Linked DNA regions of Homo sapiens: region 2 is linked to region 1. Evidence: read pairs that join two places in POLR2A ChIA-PET (ENCODE). Cell type or tissue: GM12878. All regions are shown on one strand. Each heading gives the region's core, and the rest is flanking DNA. Links, peaks and the distances in the headings are about the cores only. Region 1 overlaps TMEM116 (transmembrane protein 116). Region 2 overlaps HECTD4 (HECT domain E3 ubiquitin protein ligase 4).

What was found. Peaks named below come from ENCODE experiments on the same cell type or tissue, not always from the same donor. Only the 100,000 strongest peaks of a DNase experiment are listed, where the experiment ranks them.
Region 2: POLR2A ChIA-PET joins it to region 1 with 6 read pairs; 2 of 35 experiments call an interaction of 5 or more read pairs at or near these places.

What each region holds. Positions count from the first base shown.
Region 1 is chr12:111,993,312-111,996,111 of GRCh38, forward strand. All of the region lies in intron 3 of TMEM116 (transmembrane protein 116), which reads right to left. It also overlaps the pseudogene SLC25A3P2. Among named protein-coding and RNA genes, the nearest start is that of TMEM116, 18 kb to the right of the region's middle. In GM12878, for the core only: no CTCF peak of the experiment used is centred there; DNase peaks (open chromatin) are centred at 710 and 1,460; H3K4me3 peaks cover 1,418 bases.
Region 2 is chr12:112,165,446-112,168,245 of GRCh38, forward strand. HECTD4 (HECT domain E3 ubiquitin protein ligase 4) reads right to left here. Exons shown (of 76, transcript NM_001388303.1): 71 at 2,369-2,472; 72 at 1,872-2,093. Among named protein-coding and RNA genes, the nearest start is that of MIR6861, 3.5 kb to the left of the region's middle. RefSeq lists an enhancer at 503-1,109. In GM12878, for the core only: no CTCF peak of the experiment used is centred there; no DNase peak of the experiment used is centred there.

The sequences.
Region 1 (2,800 bases), core at 254-2,753:
GTTACACTTAAGGAGGATGGTGTTCATTCTTTGGCTAAAGGACAGGCTCTGACTTTCATTGGCCACTCCATGCAGGTGTTCTGCAAGTTTGGCTTTTATGAAGTCTTTAAAGTCTTGTATAGCAACATACTCCCAGAGCATGTTATCTCTGGTGCACATCACTGTATTTGGCTGCCTCTGCCAGTGCTGAATTCTTTGCTGTAATTGCCCTATGGAAGCTGCTAAGGTTCAAATTCAAACCCAACCAGGTTAGACCAAGACTTTGAGGGATGCAGCTCCCAAGATGTATAAGGAAGAAGGCCTAAAAACATTCTACAAAGGGGTTGCTCCTCTCTGGATGAGACAGATAGCATATGCCATGATGAAGTTTGCCTGCTTTTAAGGTACTGTTGAAGCATTGTACAAGTTTGTGGTTCGGAAGCCCTGTGGTGAATGTTCAAAGACAGAGGAGCTGGTTGTAACATTTGTAGCAGGTTACATACCTGGAGTGTTTTGTGCAATTGTTTCTCACCCTGATGATTCTGTGGTATCTGTGTTGAATAAAGAAAAAGGTAGCAGTGCTTCTCAAGTCCTCCAGAGACTTGGATTTAAAGGTGTATGGAAGGGAATGTTTGTCTGTATCATTATGACTGGTACTCTGACTGCACTACAGTAGTTTATCTATGATTCTGTGAAGGTCTACTTCAGCCTCCCTTGCCCTCCCCCAAGATGCCAGAATCTCTGAAGAAGCAGCTTGGGTTAACTCAGTGACAGATCAAAGCAAATGTGGACTGAAACTGCTTGTTGATCAGTGTTGAAGAACGTACAAAAGGAACTTTCATATATTTGACAGTGTAGGAAATTGTCTATTCCTGATATAATTACTAGAGTACTTTCACTTAAGTCAAGAGTTTCAAATTTACTATTGAAATAAACCCAACTCTTCAGGAAAAAAAGAAAGAAATATAAAATATTAAGATAACCAAGACACTCTTGAAAAAAAAAGAAGAACTTGCCCCACCTCATCTTAAGACTTATCGTGGGATCTGGCCAGCAGCCCGCAATGCAACGGGGCTCTTTCTTTGTTCCCAGGTGGATCGGCAGGTCGAGAAATAAAAGACACACACAAAATAGTGAAAGCTGGGTCCAGGGCGTCACCGCCTTCTGGTCCTGTGATGCCGCCAATGCACTGGATATACTGGCATTTATTATTAAGTTTAGTGAGGGCGGGGGTAGGTTAGTGAGGGATTTAGGGGGTCATTTGATTATGAGGTGAGATGATCACATGGGGATGAAGTAATTCTTTAATGTAACATCGGTATGCATAAGTACAGTATACAGAGATAAGAATTTACAACATAGTGTGTGTGTCAGCAATTTCTAACAGAGCCTTAAAACAGAAACACAGTCTATCCATAACCTATGTTTAGTAAGATACTAATCAGCAGTAATATTTGCAGCAAAAGCTGGTTGCAAACAATCAACAGAAACAGGATGTGAAACAACCGGTTAGACCACAAATTCTCAGAAGGGAGTATGCCTTAACCCTAAAGAGACCCAGAAAAGCCGTGGCAAGATAAGGGCGTTTATAACCCTATCTTATCCATATGAACAAGCGCCCCTCATGTGTCTATTTATAGGCTCTCCACAAGGGTTGCATTGCATTCCCAGAGCTATGAACATCTGCTTTTCTGGGATAGTAATCTTGGTGATGTGAAACCTCCCTGACTGCACGTCCGTTTATAGGCTCTCTGCAGGGAGAAGCACATCACGCACTGTTGGCTCATTCTGGCAGCCAAACCTTGCATTGTCTTTACAAAATCCTGCATGCAATTTTGTATTTACAATAATCAGGAGCATTTCATCTTTTATTCCATAGCAATAGTTTCAGGAGGTCTCCCTACAAAAACTAACATAGACCTAGAGTGAAGATACTGTGGTACTAGTACAGGGATGGACAAATAGGTGAATAAAATGAAAATAGCCCAAATTAAACCCAGCAATATATATATAGATCTCTGATGTATGACATAAGTGGCTTTTTCAATCAGTGGAAAAGAGACAGTCTTTTCAAAATATGAAGCTAGAACAATTGGGTATCCATACAGGAAAAAAAAATGAAATTAGGCCCCTACTTTGTATCTCACACTACACTCAAAAAATCAGTTCTAGGACGGGCATGGTGGCTCACGTCTGTAATCTCTGCACTTTGGGAGGTGGGCAGATCACCTGAGGTCAGGAGCTCAAAACCAGCCTGGCCAACATAGTGAAACCCCATCTCTACTAAAAATACAAAAATTAGCTGGGCATGGTGGCGGGCGCCTGTAATTCCAGCTACTCAGGAGGCTGAGGCAGGAGAATCATTTGAACCCAGGAGGCGGAGGTTGCAGTGAGCCGAGATCATGCCACTGCACTCCAGCCTGAGCGACAGAGTGAGACTCCATCTAATCAGTTCTAGGTCAGGCTCAGTGACTATATGACTATAATCCTAACATTTTGGGAGGCCGAGGCAGGAGGACTGCTTGAGCCCAGGAGTTCAAGACCAGACTGGGAAACATGGTGAGACTCCATCTCTACAAATAAAATAAAAAATAAAAAAATTAGCTGGGCATGGTGACACACACTTGTGGTCTCAGCTACTTGGGAGTCTGAGGCAGGAGGATCACTTGAGCCCAGGAGGTCAAGGCTGCAGTGAGCCATGATTGCATCACTGCACTTCAGCCAGGGAAACAGAACAAGACCCTGTCTCAAAAAAAAAAAAAAAAAAAAAAATCTATTCCAAGTAGTTTAAAGACCTAAATGTGAAAGGACAAAAACTGTA
Region 2 (2,800 bases), core at 65-2,564, 170 kb after region 1:
AGTTCACACCATTCTCCTGCCTCAGCCTCCCAAGTAGCTGGGACTACAGGCGCCCGCCACCATGCCTGGCTAATTTTTTGTATTTTTAGTAGAGACGGGGTTTCACTGTGTTAGCCAGGATGGTCTCAATCTCCTGACCTCGTGATCTGCCCACCTTGGCCTCCCGAAGTGCTGGGATTACAGGCGTGAGCCACCGCGCCCGGCCTAAGAGCAACTCATTTTAAACAATTTTTTTCTAAAGCTTGTTGGAGTTGGGATTTCTGTCCCTTGCCACCAGACAGCCCTGACTTAGTCCTGTCTGTGGAGGTGTACAGGCTGTCGCCTCCCCACATATGGCGACCAGGATCAGCGTCCAGGGGAAACTGATTCGCACTGTGCTTGCTGGGCTACCAGGGAGACGACAGGGTCGGACCCAAAGGAGACTGACTGCAGCTTGGGGACAGTGACAGGTGGATGGACATTCGGGTCTAAGCCTGGAGTCTCCTTAGTAGCAACCTCCCTACCCCTTCACCGCAGACACTCCACTGATACAAGTCGAGAGCACTTCTTCCTAGTATGCACCCCACAACACCATGTGGTTCTGCATCCCATACCCTCTGGGGCCTTGGCCATCCCTGTAGCCAGAAGCCTCAGCTGGCCTGTCTACCGGGACCCCGCCTCACATCCCCTGCTGCCCCAGCCTGTGCTGCACCCAGAGCCCCAGGAGGACTCCTCGGAGGAGTGCAGGAGACGCATAAACCCCCAGCCCACTGTGGGTGTTCTTCCACCCTTTAGACAATGCCTTGTCATCCCTGTTTCTACCGAGAAGCCACTGGCATCCGGGACTCTGGCTCTGCTATTGTCTTGCAATGGCTGCCCTGAGTGACCCAGGGGGACAATGGCAGAGACCAGAGACCTGGCCAGGCAGTGCCTCAGTCGGCCATGGAGTATTCTGCCGGCATAGGCAGAAGCCGCTGGCACCTCCTTCACCTGAGGCCCAGGAGAGAGCAGCTTCTGCCGGGCCTCAGGCACGACGTCCACTCTCGTGGCCTTGAGGGGCGCTGGGTGGGACGTTGCCCTCCACACTCAGCCAGGATGGCTCTCTCAGCTGTAGGGCACGTGGTGCTGGAGAGCCCGGAAGTCAGAGCAGGCAGCCCTGGGCTCCTGGTGGCTCTGCTCCCTGCCAGCTGTGAGGGCCCAGGCAAGTCACCTCCCTTTGGTGAGCCTCACTTTCCTCCTGGCCTTGTGATGATGGAATAAAGCCCTCCGCCCTCCAACATGAAGGAGACGAGCCTGGACACTCCCTGAGGACAGGGCGAGTGCCCAGAGCCTGGCTGGCCCGTGACTGGGCCTCAGTGACGGCCACTGAGTGAACGGAAGGACTGTGGACTCCATCTCCCTCCAGGGGGGCACTGGGCAACAGCACCATGCTGTCAACATCTGTGCGTGGCGTACGCATGCCCTGGACAGGCAGGAAGGGCTCCATCCTGATGCCTCCCCCTTGGTGGACCTCAGGTGGTCCCAGGGCTGACTCCTGTGCTCTGAGTCCCTGAAAAAACTCTTAACCTTCACCCCTACAGCTGTTCTCCCAGTGCCTGTTCACTCAGCTCCAGGAGCCCTTGCCCATGGCCAGGCAATGAGCACCAATGTGGGAGGGGAGGGCCAGCAGGGCTGGTCATGTCACCTCCAATCTCTGCTGCCAGCAGGGAGGGAGGCCAGAGGCCTCTGTCCCCATGAAATAAGCCTTCCTGGCACATGGCTCACACCCCTAAGGTCCTCTGTGGGATCCCAACCCAGCCTCAGCGGGGAGCTCGGGTCTGCATGGAGGCCTAAGCAAGGTGGCGGGGAGGCCCCGGGTTCTGCAGCCCCCCAGAACTGTGCCTTGCACTCACGCTCTCAAACTTCTTGACGTAATTGTAGGTGAGGATATCCGCTTCCTGCAGGTCTTGCTCAGGGTCCAAGGGCTCGCCCACCAGCGTCTTCCAGAAGGAGGGCAGGAGGTCCAGGGGCAGCGGGACGTCTGCCCGAATTGCAATCCCCAGCAGCTGCCCCAGGAAGTGCAGCAGCTGCTCCTCCCCGTAGGTGATGGGGCTCGGGGTCAGGATATACTTGCCCTGGAAGTGGAGGTGGGCATGAGGTGACCTGGGCGTGGGCCTCTGTGCCCGCCAGGGAACATGTGTTTCAAGCCACCATACCCTGTGGCAGGCAGGAGAGAAGTCACTGCAAGCTCCCAGAGCTTGCCCATCCAGTGAGGCAAGGACCTGTCCCCACAGATTGGGAGGGTTTCTGAAACGGTTTGGCTTTGATGAGACACACACTGCCCGCCACCCCAGCCACTGCGCAGGACATGAGCTCGGGGGCGTGGAGCCTCCTCCCGGCCTCTGCCTACCTTGTTCTTATTGACAGCTGAGCTGGGGCACAGCAGCAGCAGCGACAGCGAGGAACTCTGCAGCTCCTTACACACCTGCCACAGGAAGTGGCGGAAAGAGCCGCCTGTAGGACAGACGAGACACATGGGCACCTGGGGTGTCCCGGCGGGAGGCGACACCGTTCCCTCCCTCTCACCTGCTGGCTGGAGCGGCTACTCCTTCCACGGCCTACCTGCCGCTGTGGCGGGGTAGAAAGAAGCCACCCCAGGCCTGGGAGGCCTCAGGTCCAATCCTGCTCTCCACTCACTAGTGGGGCCACCCAGGGATACCACGGAGGGCAAGATGTCCCTGAGGCTCAGTCACCTGTCTGTCAAATGGGAGAGTGACCGTACCTACCCCGAAGGCCATTCGAAGATTCAGTGAGGTCACCGCAGGTCCCCACACAGGCAACC